Regions from separate parts of the Homo sapiens genome. Here all the other regions are linked to region 1. Evidence: chromatin contacts called from ENCODE Hi-C or POLR2A ChIA-PET data. All regions are on one chromosome and are shown on one strand. Each heading gives the region's core, a stretch centred on a gene start or an enhancer-like site at or near the end of the contact. The rest is flanking DNA. Distances are from core to core; before and after follow the strand shown. Region 1 holds the start of BUB3 (BUB3 mitotic checkpoint protein). Region 2 holds the start of C10orf143 (chromosome 10 open reading frame 143). Region 3 holds the start of CASC2 (cancer susceptibility 2). Region 4 holds the start of BNIP3 (BCL2 interacting protein 3).

Region 1 (4,821 bases), core at 956-3,455:
TCCACGAAAAAACCAAACTGCGTCCAAAGAACTGCTTCTATAGGAATATTCCATCCATATCATTTTTGTTTGCATTTCAATAGATTACAGTTTTTACAAGAGATCATGGTTTTAACAGTATTGGGTCACTGTATCCTCTGTAGGTTTCCCTTATAGGAAGTGGTTTCTTATAGCCATTTCAGTCACTTAATGACAGTGATTTGTGCCCTTAAAATTTTAGGGAATGATCCTTTTCCAGTTTGTCATGATGTGTATATTTCATTCTTTTTACTAATCCAGAAACTAGCTGTCAACCGTGATCCAACAGTATAATTAGTTCTTAGGAATTCCTCTCTCACAGGTAACTAGGTTTTACACACACACACACACACACACACACACACACACACACACACAACTTTGCATTTGGATTTAAATGTTCAGGACTCCATTGTTGCCAGATTTCCTGTCTCAAGACTATCAATTCATTTGAATAATCAGCAAAATCATCAGCCTCCTTTCAGCCTCTAAACTGGATTTAAAAGATTGACGTTTCTTAAAACTCAAATCGAGTCGGGCTGCAACTGCATGCCCAGAGGGACCTGAATCATACACACACTGGATAATGAAATACACTTAGATTTTATTAGTGGGTAATTCATGCTCAGAATCTTGGAACAATAATATAATTAAATAAACAACTGGGAGAAGGAACCAGATAAGTCAGGAGGTAAAATTATTTAGCTAAAGTTAGAATGGAAGTAAGGAACTGCATTTCAAAATTTTGAATTCAGCCATTAACTTGTGGAAAGAGAAGAGATAGAGAACCAAGTACCAGGACTGGCAAGGAAGGAGGGCAAGAGTCTTTCAGCAGTAATGTCATCAATGCAGTAGGCAGAAAGGTTGTTGTTGTATGTGTGTTTCTTGTGTCAGGAATCACAGAAAGAGGTGCATCCAATTCAGGGTGTGTGAATGCATAAAGATCATCAACACTTTCTCATTAATGTCCCTTAAAAGTTAATCACTTTAACCCCACAATTTTCTCTCACTTCACACAAAATCAAATAAAACGATATATATTTTTCTTTTACAAAAGGCAGTGAAAAAGCGGTTAAAGCATGGATTAAATTGAAATTTTTCAGTGAGCCTTTGACATTCAAGAATAACTCAGTCACTTCATTCTACTGATTAAGTATTGCTTTTCTTTCATGGAGATAAAATAATTTCTCATACTCAAGCAACCTTCTTGATCCTCATTTCTAGAGGATTCTAGAAAACAGCAAATGGAGCACACTGAGCCTGCAACTTTGGGGAGTGGCAGGACAGAGTGGAAGGGGAGAGGCTTGTAGCTGTCGTTTCAGGACCCTTCAAAAAAGAGCTCTAAAAGAAGTGGTGGGAGCTTTAACACATTGCAGAGTACTGTCTCCCAGGCTGTTCACCCTTCTGAAGGGGGGTTCCTGAAGGGCAAAGGCTGGTCTGATTACATGCATCTTTCCAGAGCCTCTCACCAGGCCTGGCGCCAGTGGAGGCTCAATAAATGTTTGTGGAAAGATGGGGTGGAGAGATAAAGCATAATATAAATATGAATGGGTTTCTTCAGCAGAACTTGAGACAATGGGAAATGGGAGACCCTGGTTTATAGGTGGAAATTCCCAAGAAATGAGAAAAAAAAAATCAAGGCAAAATAATGCAGTTGATAGAGCAAATATTTCCTCCTCTACATCAACTTTTGGTTAGCTTCACGGGCGTGTGCACGCCCAGGGATAGGGAGACAACTTTAGGACTATATAAGTATTGCCCAAAATGGGATTCTTGTGTTTCAGAGACTAACTTCAAGGGGAGGGCGCCATGGACAGAGCTGTAAAGATCTTTCCCGCTTTCTATGAAGAGGGCGGGCAGAGCGTCAGCCCCTAGAAAACTACATTTCCCAGAATGCCATACGCAGGCGGGAGAGGGCATGAACAGAGCCTTGGCGCGATGCTCCTTGGGAGGTGTAGTTTCCACGCGTCCAGCTCGAACGCTGATGCCCCAGCGCGGTGGTAAAATGAGCCCACGTGATCGGAAAAGCAGCGGTTTCCCTTTGAGCCGGAACAGGATGACTGGGTTGACCGATGCTGGGCAGCTGAGCGGACCAATCGGCCCCCTAGACTGAGACGTTGGCGTTTGAAATCAGCCAATGGCAGGTCTACACTGGAGCTTCCTCTCCGCCTCCTTCGCCTAGCCTGCGAGTGTTCTGAGGGAAGCAAGGAGGCGGCGGCGGCCGCAGCGAGTGGCGAGTAGTGGAAACGTTGCTTCTGAGGGGAGCCCAAGGTAGGGAGGCGAGGCGACGGTGTGCGGGAGCGGGCTCTCCAGGGACTTCCCGGGTCCGCAACTGGCAGGGCCGTTCGATTCGCAGGGGATCCCGTTTCGTTTCTGTTGTTTTCCCTTTATTTTTAGGAGTGCCCGGGGCGACGGGACCCCGGGAGAGGGGAAAGGGAACAGTCTGGGGTCCGGGCATCGCTGTGGGCCGGGCTGGGTTTAGGGGGACGGCGGTGCGGGCTGGGCCGGTTTGGGCGCGGCGGGGGCCGGATGATGGGGCGAGTCCGGACCTTGGCGGGCGAGTGCTCGGCGCAGGCGCAAGCGCAGAGTCTCCTCGCGGTCGTCCTCTCGGCCCCTCCCTCTGGGGGGACCCCCAGTGCCAGGCTGTCAGTGCGCAGCCCCAGCCCGCGGGACCCCTGGGGACTCTGGGCGCCTGTTCTGCAGATGACCGGTTCTAACGAGTTCAAGCTGAACCAGCCACCCGAGGATGGCATCTCCTCCGTGAAGTTCAGCCCCAACACCTCCCAGTTCCTGCTTGTCTCCTCCTGGGACACGTCCGTGCGTCTCTACGATGTGCCGGCCAACTCCATGCGGCTCAAGTACCAGCACACCGGCGCCGTCCTGGACTGCGCCTTCTACGTAGGTGCCCTCCCGCCCTGCTCCTGCCCTCTTACTGTGTTAACGATTCTCCACGTGAGGAGCGTTTCTTTTCCAGTGTTGGGTAGAGGCGTCTGTCGGTGGGGTTATTTGGACAGTTCTTTAGCTTTTCAGGAGCATCTGCCTTGAACCTGTACCGTTTTGGGTTGGAGACATGCAGACATTGGAAACTCCGTCTCCCCTTTTCTGTTACACGCTTGTGGAGTAACTCTAAACTTTCTGAAAATACGATCATTATATTTGCAACAATACTGTTTTGGCTGCCGTATTGAAAGGAACCGTTTAGGGGAAATGTATGTTTACCCTCAGCTAGCGTGTTGGCTAGGATAAAGCAGCCCTCCTTTAATTTCCAGACACAGGAGTTTAGTGACCACTTGCTTTTTTATGCTGTTTTTTGGTTTGTTTACCATGAATAGTTGAGCCCAGTGCATATCCCGAGCATAAACTGAACACTTGCTTGTAGAAATAAGAATGTTGAAACCCTTTCAAAAGTTCTAGTTTTTAAACGGTTCAAAACTATTTTATAGGATCCAACGCATGCCTGGAGTGGAGGACTAGATCATCAATTGAAAATGCATGATTTGAACACTGATCAAGGTAATGTGACCATATCTTTACCAGTTTGTTTTCTTGGCTAGTGTTCTTAAGTATAAATGTTTATGTAGGAAGAGTGGTTCCTAAATTGCTTAGTTACTAAGTTGCTTAAGTACAGGTGGCTTGAATTTAGGATTTTTTTAATTTAAATGATAACCATTAAGTTACTGATTACAGAATATTATGCATGTATTTTTGCAGTAAAGCCAGTTATGGTCGCCATTGTCAGTGTTTACATAAATTGACACTCAAGTATTTGGCCTTTATTTTGTCCTTAGAAGTGGGCTGGATCCCAGACTGGCCAGCGTTTCATTAGGATTTTCCACTACAATGCTGATGTTTTGAGAGTTCAGTTTTTAGAAGCTAATTTAGTTTTCAGAAGCTAAAGGTAGATTTAAAACCTGACAAAAAATAGGCAATCATGTCTATATTAATTGTGTTTGTTTTAGGTATTTAGCAAAATATGTTTCCGTTGCATTTTTTGAATGAGTAACTAGATGATACATTTCCTTTCGGTTAAGTAATTTCTTAGAGATCCAGATATGAAATGACTTACTCAAATTTTTTTGGTGACATTGGCACAGTGTTAGAGATTGGACTGGAGCCCAAATGCATAGAGCTCTCTAGCTGAACATTTGTTTGCATGTGTATTCATCAGACATAGGTATTCTAAGGAGATAGGAGGGTACAGAGATATGACTAGAGAGAAGATGAGTTGAGCAACAGGAGAATGGATGGAGGATGGCCACATTTTGTCAAAAAACTAAGCACCCAATTAGAAGAGGCTTTTGCATGAAAGCTACTTCTTCTGTAACTTATACTGCAGGTATTGGGTTTTGTTTGCCAGTAGCTTACCCTGTGTAATAAGTAAGCTTGTAAGTCTAGGTTCTATTTGTTCAGAAACTTGTAGGGGTAGGGAGAAACACTGAAAAGCAAACGTCTCGATTTTCAGTGTTACATAGAGAATTAGCTGTTTATTCTATGAAAGTCACTGCCAAACTTCATGAAATCCTTTCTTTTTCTTTCTTGTTTTTTTTTTTGAGCTAGAGTCTCACTCTGTTGACCAGGCTGGAGTGCAGTGGTGTGATCTTGGCTCACCACAGCCTCCGCCACCCGCATTCAGGCAATTCTGCCTCAGCCTCCCGAGTAGCTGGGACTACAGGTGTGCGCCACCATGCTCGGCTAATTTTTGTATTTTTTAGTAGAGGCGGGGTTTCACTGTGTTGTCCAGGATGGTCTTGAACTCCTGATCTCGTGATCCGCCCACCTTGGCCTCCCAAAATGCTGGGGCTA
Region 2 (4,292 bases), core at 1,700-4,199, 7.0 Mb after region 1:
TCTTGATTCAGCTCTTCCTCCACAAAGGCAAGACAGATTTTATTCTAACTCTGGTGGACTGTCTGGACCAGCAGAACTCAGAAGTTTTAATATGCCTCCTTTGGATAAAATGGATGGGTCAATGCCTTCAGAAATGGAATCCAGTAGAAATGACACCAAAGATGATCTTGGTAATTTAAATATCCCTGATTCATCTCTCCCTGCTGAAAATGCAGCAACTGGCCCTCGCTTTGTTCCTCCACCTCTTGCCCTAATCAGAGGTCCACTGTTTCCAGTGGATACAAGGGGCCCGTTCATGAGAAGAGCACCTCCTTTCCCCCCACCTCCTCCAGGAACCAGGTTTGGAGCTTCTCGAGATTATTTTCCACCAGGGGATTTCCCAGGTCCACCACATGCTCCGTTTGCAATGAGAAATGTCTATCCACCGAGGGGTTTTCCTCCTTACCCTCCCCCAAGACCTGGATTTTTCCCCCGACCCCCACATTCTGAAGGTAGAAGTGAGTTCCCTTCAGGGCTGATTCCGCCTTCAAATGAGCCTGCTACGGAACATCCAAAACCGCAGCAAGATACCTGGCAATATTTTTGCTCTCTTCAAAAGTAATTCTGACTGATCTCATTTCAAGTAACTGCTGTTACTTAAGTGATTACACTTTTGCTCAAATTGAAACTTAATGGAATTATAATTCTTAGGATAGTATTTTGTAAATAAGGATGATTTAAATATGAATCTTATAAGTAAATTATTTCCATTGTATTTTATTCGATAGTATAACTATTTTAATTTGATTAATCCACTATTATAGAAACAACAGTGGGAGTTTTACGTATGTAATCTTGCAGGTGGGGAGGCTTTAAATTCTAAAGGCTGTGTCTTTATGCCAACAACTGTATTTACTGTAGGTGTAGACAAATGTGAAAGTAACTTTATGCTTAAATAAATTTTAGTTGATTAAAGAAATTCAGATAATCCACATGATAACCATTCAATCACTAGCAGTATTTGCCACGTCTCCACTAAACGTCTCAAAGTCGCAGAAAACACAGCATGGCCTAACAGGAGCTCTTCATTGCCTCCACACCACTCTTCTCTCAAGGAGCAGCAGTACTGCCCTCGCAGGGCTCAAGTCAACCCCTACAACACCCTGGACTCCACTCTTCACATTACCCTGCCACTGCCACTCCATCAGTGAGACTGTCTGCTCTCCCTCTACACAGTCACGTCTCTCTAGTGTCACCACCCCACTGCCCTCTCTTGTGCAAACCTCTGCCACTTCTCCTCTGACACACTACTGTAGCCACAAGCCTTGCCTCCCTGCCTGCACCCTGATCACACCTTTCATTTTCCAGGGCAGTGAAGTAAGGTCTCAACACATCAGCATAATCATGTCACTTTTCTGTTTGTTTTTCTGCCATCTGGTAGCACAGTAGCAGTGAGCCACCCTTGGCTATGCAGAGGAGGGTGACACCCAGGGGATGGTGTGAGGGGAAGGAACTTAGGTCCCCGCATATCCCCTGATCTGGGTACCACCAGCCCTACGCCTATATTTAGTGACCCTGGGCTCCACCCCACTGGACTGCTCACGTCCATGCTGTTCTGTGCAGGAGAATCAAACTTCCATCTTGTTAGGGCCAGCGTGCTTTGAAGGCTCTTGGTTACAAAAGCACCCTAACCTGCTATATTACTGTACTATACTATTACTATACTACATTACTATACCATATTATTACTATATTACTGGGGTAACCTGCACCCTAGTAATATAACAATTGGTACCTGGAGGAGGGGTGCGGCTGTGATAGAAACCTAAGTGGTACTGGCTTCACGGCCAGGCAGTGAGTAGTGAGGAAAGAGATGGTGCAGGGTAGAAAGCTAGTCATTCCCGCTACGCAGTAAAGACATCTAAAAAAATGCTGCCTGTATTAACTGGGAAGACGGATCCTGCACTTACCAAGCCTGTGTAGCTCTAGAAGAAAAAAAAAAGCAAATATGCGGTATGTTGGCTGCTCACTGCTGCCCCTAGCGAGGAACTTTGAAATAAACGAGGTTAAGTAAGAACTGGCCAATTTGCAAGCAGAGGTGGAAGATAAAATACAGGAATGCCAAGCAGCTCTGTCTTCCAGCTCCAATCCTGCAGTACTTCTTTCAGTGCCCCTAAGACGCTAAGCTCCTTCCTCCAACACTGTTTTTTGTCACCTCCCATCCTGCCTACCCCCGGTCATCCTTCAAGTCTCACACATACCTGACTTACCCACGCACCCTGGGATCTTGTGCAAGTCTCCCCATTACCATCTCATCTTACCCTCTGCTCATCAGTTAATGGACTCAGCCCAAGAAGCACTAACACGCTCAATGCCGGGTAATTTTCTGCGCGTGTTCGCTCCCCACGTACTCGTCCCCCAACACCCAGCCCTGGGCCTGGCACGTGGCAGGCGCTCAGTGAACGAGACTCAGGAACAGTCAGGTGTAGACGGCAGGAGAAGACATGACACGGATACCAAGCACCCGAGGTCCTGCAATGAGTCTCGGCCCATGTTTTAGGGAGCCTGGGTCTGGAGCCCCAGTGAGCGTGTGGGTCAGGAAGGTGCCCGAGCTCCGCGCCCGACCGCGCAGGCGCGAAACCGGGAGAGCGGCGTCACAACCCCGCCCTAACAGGCCACGCCCATCACTGGCCACGCCCTCCCAGGGACGTACGCGAGCGTGCGAGTGTCTTGGGCCAGGCCTCCTCACAGGCAGGGCCGCGCCGGCAAAAACGAGGCGCGGTGGGAACCCGCCCAGGGGCCATCCGCCCTCCCGTCCCTAACGCCCAGGCCCCGGGGGCTCACCACGTCCCCCGGAACCTGCAGATCCTCCGCCCTCCGCTGTCGCCAGCGGCCGAGCGCTAAGCTGTCCATGCAGCCCCAGGGTCAAACCCTCCCGGCATCTCAGGCCTGGCCGAGGCCCGCGCACCACGCCCCCTTCCGCACAAGGCCCTGGGGAGCCAATAAGGAGAGGGAGGGGCGGGACGCCGCGGGAAGCGCGAGAGCACCAAGGCGAGGACCGCAGGCAGGAGTAGCAGAGACCAGAGTCTTCTGAGACTATTGGGATGCTGTGGGCGTTGTCCGTCTGCCCCAAGTCATTACTTCGCAGAGAGGTCCCTGCATATCTCTGCTTGTCGCTTCTCCCTTCACAGGAGCAGCCGTGGGGCTCTAAAGAAAGCATTCTTTCAGGATCCCGCCAAACTTTTGACAACACCCCGTGGATCGGCTGGAGGAGCGCCCGCCTCCTCTGTCTTATGATTGGTTGTTAGGCCTCGTGGGGAGCCGTCTCCCTGTGGCTGGTTGGCTAATAGATGGCGCAGCGGGTCAATTAGCTTGAGCGAGACAGCGGGTGTTTCTGGGAGTTGTGGTCCGCAGGGCTGCCTCGCTTCCGGGTGGGAGCTGCTGTTGCCGCGGTGGGAAGACGCAGAGCTTTCAGGCCAGCCCCGCGCGGCTCACGGCTTTTGTGGCTGGTGGCTGGTGGCTGCTGGTTGGGAGGCCCCGGAAGGACTTCTACTCCTCCGTAGGCTGGAGGGCACTAGGAGGTCGCAGGTGCTGAGCTGCCGGGGCCTTTGGGCTGTGCTGAAGGGGAAAAGCGCAGCCACTGTCGGGAGTGTGTGCTGTGGAGGCAGTTGCCGCGGTGATGTTCGCTCCGCCTGGCCCCTGCCGGGGATTCAGCCAACCAACCCTCAACAGCCGGCGGCGGCTCAGTCTCTGGCCCGGCGCGGTGCTGAGCACCACTGAGCCCTCATCTTAGGGCACCGAGGCCCGGACTCCTGCAGCCGCATGTCCAGGCCCCTCCTGCCTTAGCACGGAGCTCCCTTGACTGCTCCAAACAGCCCAGACTGGCGCCTTTTTTGGATAAATTAAAACGGGGCCAATCCGTTGCCAGCGATTGGCTAACGATGGGTACACGACCTAGTACGGGCCAGGGAGAAGTAAGCGAGGTCTGTTGAGGCAGAGTTTCGGGAAAGATCTTCTAGTTAAAAGGGGAGTTGGGTGGGTGGGGGCTGTTTTCTTCCTGTTGTCCTTGCCCAGTGTAAGTTTCCTGGAGCTGCAGCAGCCTTTTTGTCACCATGAGGGCAGCTGGTGGGAACCCTAGGAAAGCAGGAAATCACCTAGAGCCGGAACAGCCTGAGCCTCTGAACCAACCCACAGCTGACTACCCGTCACTTTGTCGTGTCTCTGTGATTTGAGTCCATCATTCTGCTGCAGTTGAAGGTATCCTTTGACAAAGCCCTGTTCTTAACCATTATGGTGAAACGCATGAATCCCTC
Region 3 (4,533 bases), core at 801-3,300, 5.1 Mb before region 1:
AGAAAAATATCATTGTAAGAAAGTTTTTTAAAGAGTAAATAAATTCAATTATAACTGAACAAAACACCAACACTATTTTGGAAATGGAAAGTCCTCTTAGAAGTTCAACCAGTATTTTTCTCTCACTAATTTCATTAATATAATGTCCTTTTAAGTTTATGGAAGGGGTGAGTATACTTAACTCTAAAAACATATTTTTTTTCAATTTAAGACACAATATCCTAGTGTTAATTTATATTATGATTTTTTAAATTAAAATGTATCTAACTCAAGCTCAAAAGTCATACTGAAAAGACCACTGAAGATGTTATCAAATCATTTCATCACAAAAATTTATCATTCTCTCCATCCTACAGCATTTAATATGGTCTAAACACAATAGCTTTGGAAAATCAATTCTGAATACAATAACTCTGATGTAATTGCAAATTCAAAGGAAAATGTAAGTGCATTCGAAGTTGAGGATGTCTGTACATACTTTTAAAACTTTTTTTTTTTCTAACAGGTATAGACTCCCATCAAGGCACACTGACCCTGAAAAATGGCTGAGCTAAAATAAAAGCTGTGTTTATAACGCTGAAACGAAATACTGAGTTCTAAATCTGGTGATTTATCTTTTGACAGCTACAAAGTGCGACACATCAACATTACATTGCCAGATTTAATTTCTCATCTTCCATTTCATTGATAATTGTAAGGTTTAAAATCCATAACAATTTATATGAAGTTCTAGTTGGTCAATACTGTGATCCAGTCCTCATACTGAAACAATGTTAACTTACTTAAAATCCACCACAAAATATTCAATTATTTGACAGATGTTTAACAGAAAGAATAAGGGATCATTAATGATTCCATTTAAAAAATATTTCATCACGAGTGCTACTTTTACTTCAGATTCATGCAAATATGGTGCTTAAAACTGGATCATATTTCAATCCAAAAACCAACGCCCGAAGTATACGGATAATTTCCAAGAACAGAAAAACCATAAATAAGATATAAACTCCCCCAAATTCAAAATAAATTACATAACTTACTCTGTTTTCCTTCTTTGTTTGTCCTCAAAGATGTCATTGAGATTGATTGCCACCTGCCCTAAAAATTTATCCAGACCCACCAGGGACCTGTGCATAACTATAAGGAAAAGAATGTATTTCTCTGGACTTCCCTGAATTAGCAATCCAGGTAGCTCGAAAGAGGCCTCCTCCTTCCAAACTGGCTCAAGGGTTTTCTCAGCTACAGAGGTGGAGTACTTTTCCTTGCCCAGCTGAATTATAGTGTATGTGTCATTGGTACCACTTTTGCCTTTTGGCTTCAGATCTTTGGCTTGGAGCACTGTGACCTGCACGTGGGTTGGAAACCACTTTTGGGCTTGCTCGGACAGCATCATCCTGTCCTGTTTCTCTGCCCCCGAGTTCCCTAGCACAGGCAGTGCCCCTCCCGGAGGGAGAGCCTAATTCCTTAATCACTGCATCCTAAGGACACTTAACGGAAACAGGCAGGCTCAGGGCTCCCCGACTTCCCTATGGCTGATGTCAAAACGCCTCGCGGGGGCAGCCCAGGGGCACGGCCGCTCCGGGGGTCCCCTTTCGTCTGGAGAAACACAGAGGCCCACCATCACCTGGCCGCGCCGTGCAGGCCTCTGCGCGGACCCCCGCCCCTGTCTCCACCTTCCCCAGGCCTGCGGGGCACGTGAGGCCTGGCCACACGGACCCGGGCGGAGGGCTGCGGGGGTGAAGGGAGCCCCCGCCCCAATTCTGCACCCCTGGCCTCCCGCCTGCCTCCTTGCGGCCGAGCAGCCTCCGCTGCCTCCGCGCCTCCCGCCCGCCCGGCGTTCGTCCGCAGGCTCGGCCCGGCTCCTCCTCCCGACCCCGGTAATACGAACCGCCGGCGGCTAACGCGGCCTCGCTCCCTCTCGCAAACCTCTCCCTCCTCCTCCTCCCCCTCGCCTCAGCTCCTCCTCTCGGGCGGGAGCGGGTAGCCAGGGGTGGAGTGGGGGAGGGCGGGGAACGCGGCCGCCCCGGCGCCGGCGGGACGTGGGGCGGGCAGCGGGCTGCAGGGCTGCGGGCGCTTGGTTCGGCCTGGCCCGGCCGGCGGCTCCTAACACCGGGCGGGCGGCTGCGGCGGCACTTCCGGGTTGGCCTTCTCCATGTTGGTCTCGGGAACGTGAAGGGGCGGGGCCTCGAGGTCAGGGGTCAGCACCTCCCTGGTTGCCGTGGCGACTGGAGGCGCGCGACGCGGGCGCAATGGCGGGGACCCGGGGCTTGATGCTGCTTGGGCCTGGCCCAGTGGCGGGTCCTAGGGACGTGGGTACCTGCAGAGGCCGGCAGGTGAGCCCTGGGGAGGGCTGGGGACCGCTCGTGAGAGGAGGTCATCAAAGACCCGGAGACGCCCCTAACTAGGGCGTCTTTGAGGGCAGGGGATCTGTGTTCGCTGTGTCCTGGATGCCCAGTGCCTGGCAGGAGCAGGTCCATAAATGGTGTTGGAACGAATCAGGCCTCTTCACTGACCGAAAGGAAACTTTTCTCCAATCTCCTATCCACCCTTCTCTTTTTGAAAAGTCCGTAAATTGACTGAAAATGACATCCCCCACCCAGACGAAGGGCGATAGGGAAGCAAATAGTTTCCACAGGGAGTAGAGATGTAGGGAGGCACTGGGCTGGCATCAGAAGACCTGGTTCCGGCCGCGCCTCTGCCGCTATCAGTGTGTGTGACCTTGGCCGAGTCATTTCACCTCCATGAGCCTCAGTGTTTTCACGAGTAAAAAAGCCAGTTCTACCTCATGTCTAAGACTCCATCACGACTCTATGGGCTCGACGTCAAAAGGACCCCCGTGGGGACTCACACTGTGGTGGACTGTGCAAATCATGTGGAGACCATGCCCCAAACACGGGTTTCGAGTTTCAGGGGATAATACATGTGCCTTTCCTAGCACAATGCGGCACATAAATCTCCTTTTGCCCCTCTATTTCTCAATTGGAAGAGACGCTTATGTACCACCCCATTGCTGTTAATTCTGTTCGTGTCTTACCTTCCCAAGGAAATTCTAAGTTTTGGGACTGCCTTGTCTATCATGCAGTCCCTTCATAGTGGCTAGCATGCAGCAGACAATTTACTGAATTACTTAATGCCTTTTTTCCCTTTACAAGACTAATTTTGAGAGTAAAACAATATGATACATGTAAATGCACGTTTTTTTAACTTAAATGGCCATAAACATGTAAAGTATCGTGTTTATTATTTTCAAGCAAGGTTTAAAACTTCTCATTCAAGGCAGAATTTTTCATCCCTGGGAGACAGTGTATGAAAAGGCCATGTGTGGAAAACAGAACAAAATCATCGTACTGCGAATATAGCATCTGGATCCCAGAGTGCACAGTTGTCAACTTTAAAGAAAAATATTCTTAGGGATTTTTAAACAGTACGTTGGAACAGTCAATGGTGGAATTTCACCAGGATCTCTAAGGAGAAATAATTTGACACCTGAAACTTACAAAAACCAAATAAACATCATGAAATCAAATTTAATTAAGTTTAGAGTTCTTATACATTTTAAAAGTCTTCATGTCTCTATTAAAGGTTGTAATTAAACAATAGAAAATTATAATAGTGGATGTGTATTTCTGAAGAGCTTAAATTGGTAAGCTTTATTAATGATTATAAACTTGTTTACAAATATAATTTCACTCATCTCTGAAATATAGCCATCTCTAGGGTAGAAGTTGGCAGCAGTAGTTCACAGCAACTCAATAACATACTCCAACACAACTCAGAGAATACTCTAAAGGCAAGAGCTGAACAATTGGAATTACTAACCTCTCTTTCTGTAGCACCTAAATTTCTTTTGAGTTTTCCCAACAGCTGGCTAGAGCCAAAATTGTTTAGTTTTACTGGTGAAATCAGAAATTATGACTTAAAATTTTTTAAGCCAGAATAAGAAAATAACATATTTTTGCCCCCGGGGAAAGCAAATAAACAAACAAACCAAATGAGCTAAATAGAATCTGGGATTGCATTATAATAAGGAAATGACTTCCTATAGAATGTTTTCCTTTTTTGATTATATTAAGAGAATAAAAATATGACAGTGGAGTCAAAGATATGGTTGGCTTATAGTGAAAAATAATGACAATTACATAAGATCTGGGATCAAAGTGCTTCTCCCAAAATGTTTATTGTTTTACAGTTTTAAAAATTCTTTTGACTAATTCTAAGATATACATGGACAACAATTTAAAAAGGAAAGGATTGCGTGTGTAAGGACAACATACCAGAATTGAAGAGAGTCACTTTTTAAAAAATTATCCTATGACTAATGATACATCCGGAAATGTATGGTACAATTCCAAAATCAAAGTCTTGGGAAAATAATATATTTTAGAAGGAAAATGCTGAACATTCTAATTTTAAACTGTTAACAATGCCTACAGCAATGAATAAGAATGCTTTGACCAGAAAGTTAAAATAGTCAATATTTATTCCCCATGAGTAGAGGATTTCACAGATGAAAATATTTACTACATGTTGCCC
Region 4 (4,372 bases), core at 1,230-3,729, 8.8 Mb after region 1:
AGAGTAAATGGGCATGCACTTTACTGAACTGATGCCCTCCTGGTGAAGACAGTGGGTCCTTCAAGGAAGTGATGCCCCCGCCACCGTGACACGGTCTCGTCACAGAATCCTACCTCTCCTGCATGTTAGCAGTGACATGTCTAGGAGAAAAGGGCCAAGTTCATGGCTACAGTGAGCTATAATGATTGTGCTACTGCACTCCAGCCTGGGGGAGTAAGACTGGGCTTGTAAAAAAAAGGAAAAGGACAAATACGAGCATCCTGCGAGTCAACAACTTTAGCTAGAATGATCAAGAGATAGAAAGGAACAGAATCAGCCCATTTTGCCATTAACTCTTTAGGAAAAGCAGTTGGCCCCAGAGGGTACACTCAGAGGAGAGAGTGCTTGCTGCTTCCATCCGTGGGTCTGGCTGCAAGGCTCCCATTGTTCTCTGTTCCGAGGTCAACAAGGGGCAGTGAAATCGGACAGGCAGAGGTGAGCGCTGCCTGAGCCACCGCTCCGTCCCGGATTTGCAGGCAGCTGGAGCCCGCGGGACCGGCCAACCCCGCCCACGCCGAGCCCACAGTGGCCCCGTCCTGCCGCGCGGACACTCAGGGCGGCCCAAGGAATCGCCTACATGGGATCCACCCCGCGGGTAACTATCTTTTTATAGAATAAACAAAACAGAAAAACAAAAATCTCGTAACTCCGGCGCTGGCCGCCTTGCACTGCCAATGACTCAGCAGCCTGTGTAAGTTACATATTGGAGAGAGGACCGAGCCCCCCGGAGCCCCCTCCACCTCCCAGCGCCCAGATCCCAGCCGGACAGTGAAACGCACAATGTCAGGAGTAACGCGGCTTCACAACCGGAAAATGGGTGATTTTATGGCAAAGAGTTTATAAAAACATCCCTTGGACTTTATTTTATGACAAAAGATAGGAAAACACCTCTTAATCTATTTCAAAATAGTAATTAGCCAATGTTTAAATTTCAAGAGGAAAAATCCGAATTACAGGATTTTAAAGAATATGGTTTTAGGCCAGGCGCGCCTGGTGGCTCAGGCCTATAATCCCAGCACTTTGGGAGGCCGAGGCGGGAGGATCGCTTGAGCCCAGTTCAGACCAGCCTGGGCAACACAGTGAGACCCCGTCTCTTAAAAAAAAAAAAAGGTAAAAAAAAAAAGCTTGTAGTGTTCATATGTATATATATATATTATTCAATATATTACGGTAACTAAGTCCTGCCTAGTAAAATCTTTTTTTTTGTAATAAAATTAGCAACTCACTAAATTTATGTGAATATATGGTTTTAAAAACTCTCAATGAAGATTAAAAGTTCACTGTCAGAGGTTTCAGCAGTCCTTTCCCAAGCTTATTTACATGCTAATTTTGCTTAGTAAACTCTGGCTTCAAAGAACACAAAGGTCAGCTGCCACCAGGTCCCTCCTCCGAGGCTTTGGCCCTAGGGACCCTGGGAAGGCGGCTTCAGTGCCCGCTTCCCTGAGCAAAGGCTCGTCTGGACTCTGACGCGGACCCACCGGGTGGGGTGGGTCTCCACGCCACCCGGCTGTGCGTGGGGCAAGTCCTGCACCCCGGGCCTGCGTTTCCCGCTGCGTGAACGGATGGTCTTGCGAATCTAGCCAAGGGCACACAGCGAGCCTCTACTCGGGCATTAGGCAGGCTGTAACGACTGAGTGCTGCACGGGCAGCGTCCTTTTGCTTGTGTTTTCTTAACCCGTAAGTCATTTAAAGCTTTGTTTTGGAACGACCCTCTAGTGAAATTGGAACATGCCCATTTAATGCCATATTTTAAAAACGCTGTAACCCCCTCCCATCTCCGCGTTCACCCTTGAGGAAATCCTAACAGTCACCATGGATATAAACATTAATAACAAAATTAAAGCTCATAACAGGCCACTTGCCACGCCTTGGTGTTTGGTCATTAAAACCAATACTGGTCTGAACTACAGACCGCGGAGGGCAACGTGGACTTTGAGGCTGTTCGGTCCAACTGCGAGACGCAGATTCACCTCCAGGTGGAATTCTAGCTCGCGCGGAGCTGGAGAATCGGGGCTTTCCCGTGCGGTCCGACCCGGGTCCAAGCCAACCCCCGCCCGAGTGGCGAGGCCGCGAACCCCGGGCAGTACGCGGGGTCCCCACGCCCCGGGCTCCGCATGCCCGCAGGAGGGGTGGGTACGGAAGGGGAGGATGGCGCAGCCTCGCCCGGCCCGCGATGCCCCCTAGGCCTCCCCGGCAACCTCCCCTTGGCGCCCTCTTGGCCTTCCCCAGGCTTCCCCCCCGCGCCCCCTCGGCTCCCGCGCCGCCTCCTCCGCCTCACCCTGCAGGCTCTCCTCCTGCATCCCGGGCGCTCCGTTCTGCGACATGGCGCCAGAGGGCAACTGCGGCGATCGGAGTCCGCGCCGGGCTGCGGGATGTGCTTCAGCTGCGGGCGGTGGGAAAGCGGAGGTCGGAGCGCCGCGGCCCAGCTGCGCTCCCGGACTGAGCGGAGCCCCGCAGCCCGGCCGGAGGAACTCACAGGGCAGGGCGGGGCCGGGCGGATCTGCGGCCGCGTCGCCCATTGGCCGCGACTTGGGGCCTGCGCGTGCGCAGGGGCGTGGGGTGCGTGTGGCACGTGCGGCGCGTGCGCGGGGCGGGTCCTGCGGTGGGCGAGGGGCAGAGGCCTGCGGTGCGCGGGACGCGGGCGGGGAGAGGGGCGGGGCGAGGGGCGCGCAGGCGCGAGGGCGGCAGCGACCGCCTGAGGTGAGCCGGCCCGGGCTGGACGCCGCGGGCCGCGTGACGAGTGGGCTGCGCGGTCGCCGCCGCGGCGGGCGGTGGGCCGGGTTCTCCTTTGAAGGGGCGGTGGGACCGGCGGACTCTCTGGGCACTGGCTACCACGGAGACGCCGCTACGCTTCGGGGCGGGGCCCGTCTTTCCATCCTGCTAGTGGGGAAACTGAGGCGCGGGGCTGGCGGCGTCCGTGCGGGGGGCGTGAGGACGTGCAGGGAAGCGGCCGCTGCGGCTCCGAGACGGCCCGTGGGGTCGGGACCTGCGCCCGGGGCGGGAGCTGCGAGCGGTGGGCCGGAGCTGAGCGTCTCGGGACGGGACCGCGTCCCCGGGTCTTTGCCCGCCCCGCCGGGGCGCCCCTGCGTGAACAGCGGGGCCCGTTGTGTCCGGGGCGTCCGCCCGCAGGAAGAAGCGGAGGCTCGAGCAGAGTCGAAAGAGTCTGCCCGAGGGAGGCGCGGACCCCAGGGGCCCGGGAGAGGCGCGCCGTCCGCCTCTGCGGCAAGGGGCCTCCGGGGTGCAAACGCGGTGTGGGGCGGGCGTCCCCGGGGTGGGACGCCCCGTCCACGGGGCGGAGTGGCGCTTGGTCGGGCCGGGTGGGTGCCCGGCTTCCGTGGGAGCCAGCCTGGCGTGGGGGCCTCGCAGCCTCGGGACTGGGAGGCACTTTTCAGAGGAAAGTCGCTTTCTCATTTCCCGCTTTTGATCAAAAGTCTTTCTTCTTGAAAGCATTGTTGATCCAAATCCAAGTGTCAAGGTGCGCCCCAGAAACGCTGCTTCCCAGACAGTCGTGTCTGGTCTTGCGGGAAAGGAGGAGGCGTCCCGCCAAGGAACCAGGCGCTCAGAAGCTGAACCGGGGTCACAGAGCCGCGAAGCCAGACCTCAGTCGCTGCGTGCATTTCATCCCTGCTCTTGCCTGTTGAATCGTCTCTAGTCTTTGGAGTGCCATGATTTTAGTTTTCTCAGGAGTAACAAACATCCAGAGGCCAGTGTGGGGCGCATGTCTTTCATCTCAGCACTTTGGGAGGCCGAGGCAGGAGGATCGCTGGAGCCCAGGAGTTGGAGACCAGTCTGGGCAATATGGCGAAACGCTTTCTCTCCCCTAAAAAAATACAAAAAACTTAGCTGGGTATGGTGGCACCTGCTGTGGGAGGATTCCTTGAGCCCAGGAGGTAGGGGCTACAGTGAGCCATGATCAGGCCACTACCCTCCAGCCTGGGCAACAGTGTGAGACCCTGTCTCAAAAAAAAAAAAAAAAAAACCGCCAGAGATACATAGCATAGCATTAATAATTTCGATAGTAGAACTGTAGTGCTGGCCAGGCAGTGGTTCTTGTGTGTAATCCCAGCATTTGGGGAGCCCAAGGCAGGAGGGTCACTTGAGCCTGATAGTTCAAGACCAACCTGGCAACACAGAAAGACTCCATCTCTATTAAAACAAAAATGTTACCAAGTACGGTGCACATAAGGATTACAATGAAAAAGAGAATGTGTATGCCAGAATGAAAAACGGAACCTATTCGAGGGAGTCAACTAAAAGTATTACGAAGAAAATCAAATGGAGAATTGTTCAGAATAGTGTAGCCTAGTGGCTTGTACTTTTTCCCATATGAGTT

The links. Hi-C counts contacts between places; a loop is a spot of excess contacts on that map. ChIA-PET counts read pairs that join two places held with the same protein, here RNA polymerase II (POLR2A). Pooled maps may share reads with other maps.
Region 2: a map of ascending aorta shows a loop between it and region 1 (7-fold over the local background). The contact joins the promoter of C10orf143 here to the promoter of BUB3 in region 1. A Hi-C loop is called at or near these places in 3 of 168 maps with a recorded cell type or tissue (ascending aorta and naive thymus-derived CD4-positive, alpha-beta T cell), 1 of 37 single-sample maps with no recorded cell type and 16 of 50 pooled maps. POLR2A ChIA-PET finds 5 or more read pairs at or near these places in 1 of 52 experiments (activated CD4-positive, alpha-beta memory T cell).
Region 3: a loop to region 1 is called in a map of naive thymus-derived CD4-positive, alpha-beta T cell, with 13 times the contacts of the local background. The contact joins the promoter of CASC2 here to the promoter of BUB3 in region 1. A Hi-C loop is called at or near these places in 1 of 168 maps with a recorded cell type or tissue (naive thymus-derived CD4-positive, alpha-beta T cell) and 8 of 50 pooled maps. POLR2A ChIA-PET finds 5 or more read pairs at or near these places in 1 of 52 experiments (activated CD4-positive, alpha-beta T cell).
Region 4: a pooled map shows a loop between it and region 1 (11-fold over the local background). The contact joins the promoter of BNIP3 here to the promoter of BUB3 in region 1. A Hi-C loop is called at or near these places in 7 of 50 pooled maps.

What each region holds. Positions count from the first base shown.
Region 1 is chr10:123,152,197-123,157,017 of GRCh38, forward strand. It overlaps BUB3 (BUB3 mitotic checkpoint protein), which reads left to right and starts at 2,206. Exons shown (of 8, transcript NM_004725.4): 1 at 2,206-2,289; 2 at 2,722-2,916; 3 at 3,462-3,531. The coding sequence starts at 2,722. RefSeq lists enhancers at 1,877-2,171, 1,891-2,060, 1,897-2,056, 2,787-2,856 and a cis regulatory region at 1,976.
Region 2 is chr10:130,107,881-130,112,172 of GRCh38, forward strand. C10orf143 (chromosome 10 open reading frame 143) reads right to left here and starts at 2,950. Exons shown (of 4, transcript NM_001355042.2): 1 at 2,824-2,950. The coding sequence starts at 2,892. LOC102724883 (a long non-coding RNA gene) reads left to right here and starts at 3,413. Exons shown (of 3, transcript NR_188169.1): 1 at 3,413-4,236. It also overlaps the pseudogene CTAGE7P. RefSeq lists enhancers at 1,155-1,414, 2,005-2,114, 2,275-2,454, 3,315-3,644, 4,125-4,254 and a silencer at 2,645-3,024.
Region 3 is chr10:118,044,771-118,049,303 of GRCh38, forward strand. CASC2 (cancer susceptibility 2) reads left to right here and starts at 2,051. Exons shown (of 4, transcript NR_026940.1): 1 at 2,051-2,333. RAB11FIP2 (RAB11 family interacting protein 2) reads right to left here and starts at 2,171. Exons shown (of 5, transcript NM_014904.3): 1 at 1,041-2,171. The coding sequence starts at 1,393. RefSeq lists a silencer at 1,609-2,098.
Region 4 is chr10:131,979,444-131,983,815 of GRCh38, forward strand. BNIP3 (BCL2 interacting protein 3) reads right to left here and starts at 2,480. Exons shown (of 6, transcript NM_004052.4): 1 at 2,318-2,480. The coding sequence starts at 2,363. RefSeq lists an enhancer at 1,659-2,583 and silencers at 1,991-2,220, 2,451-2,750, 2,801-2,990, 3,031-3,150.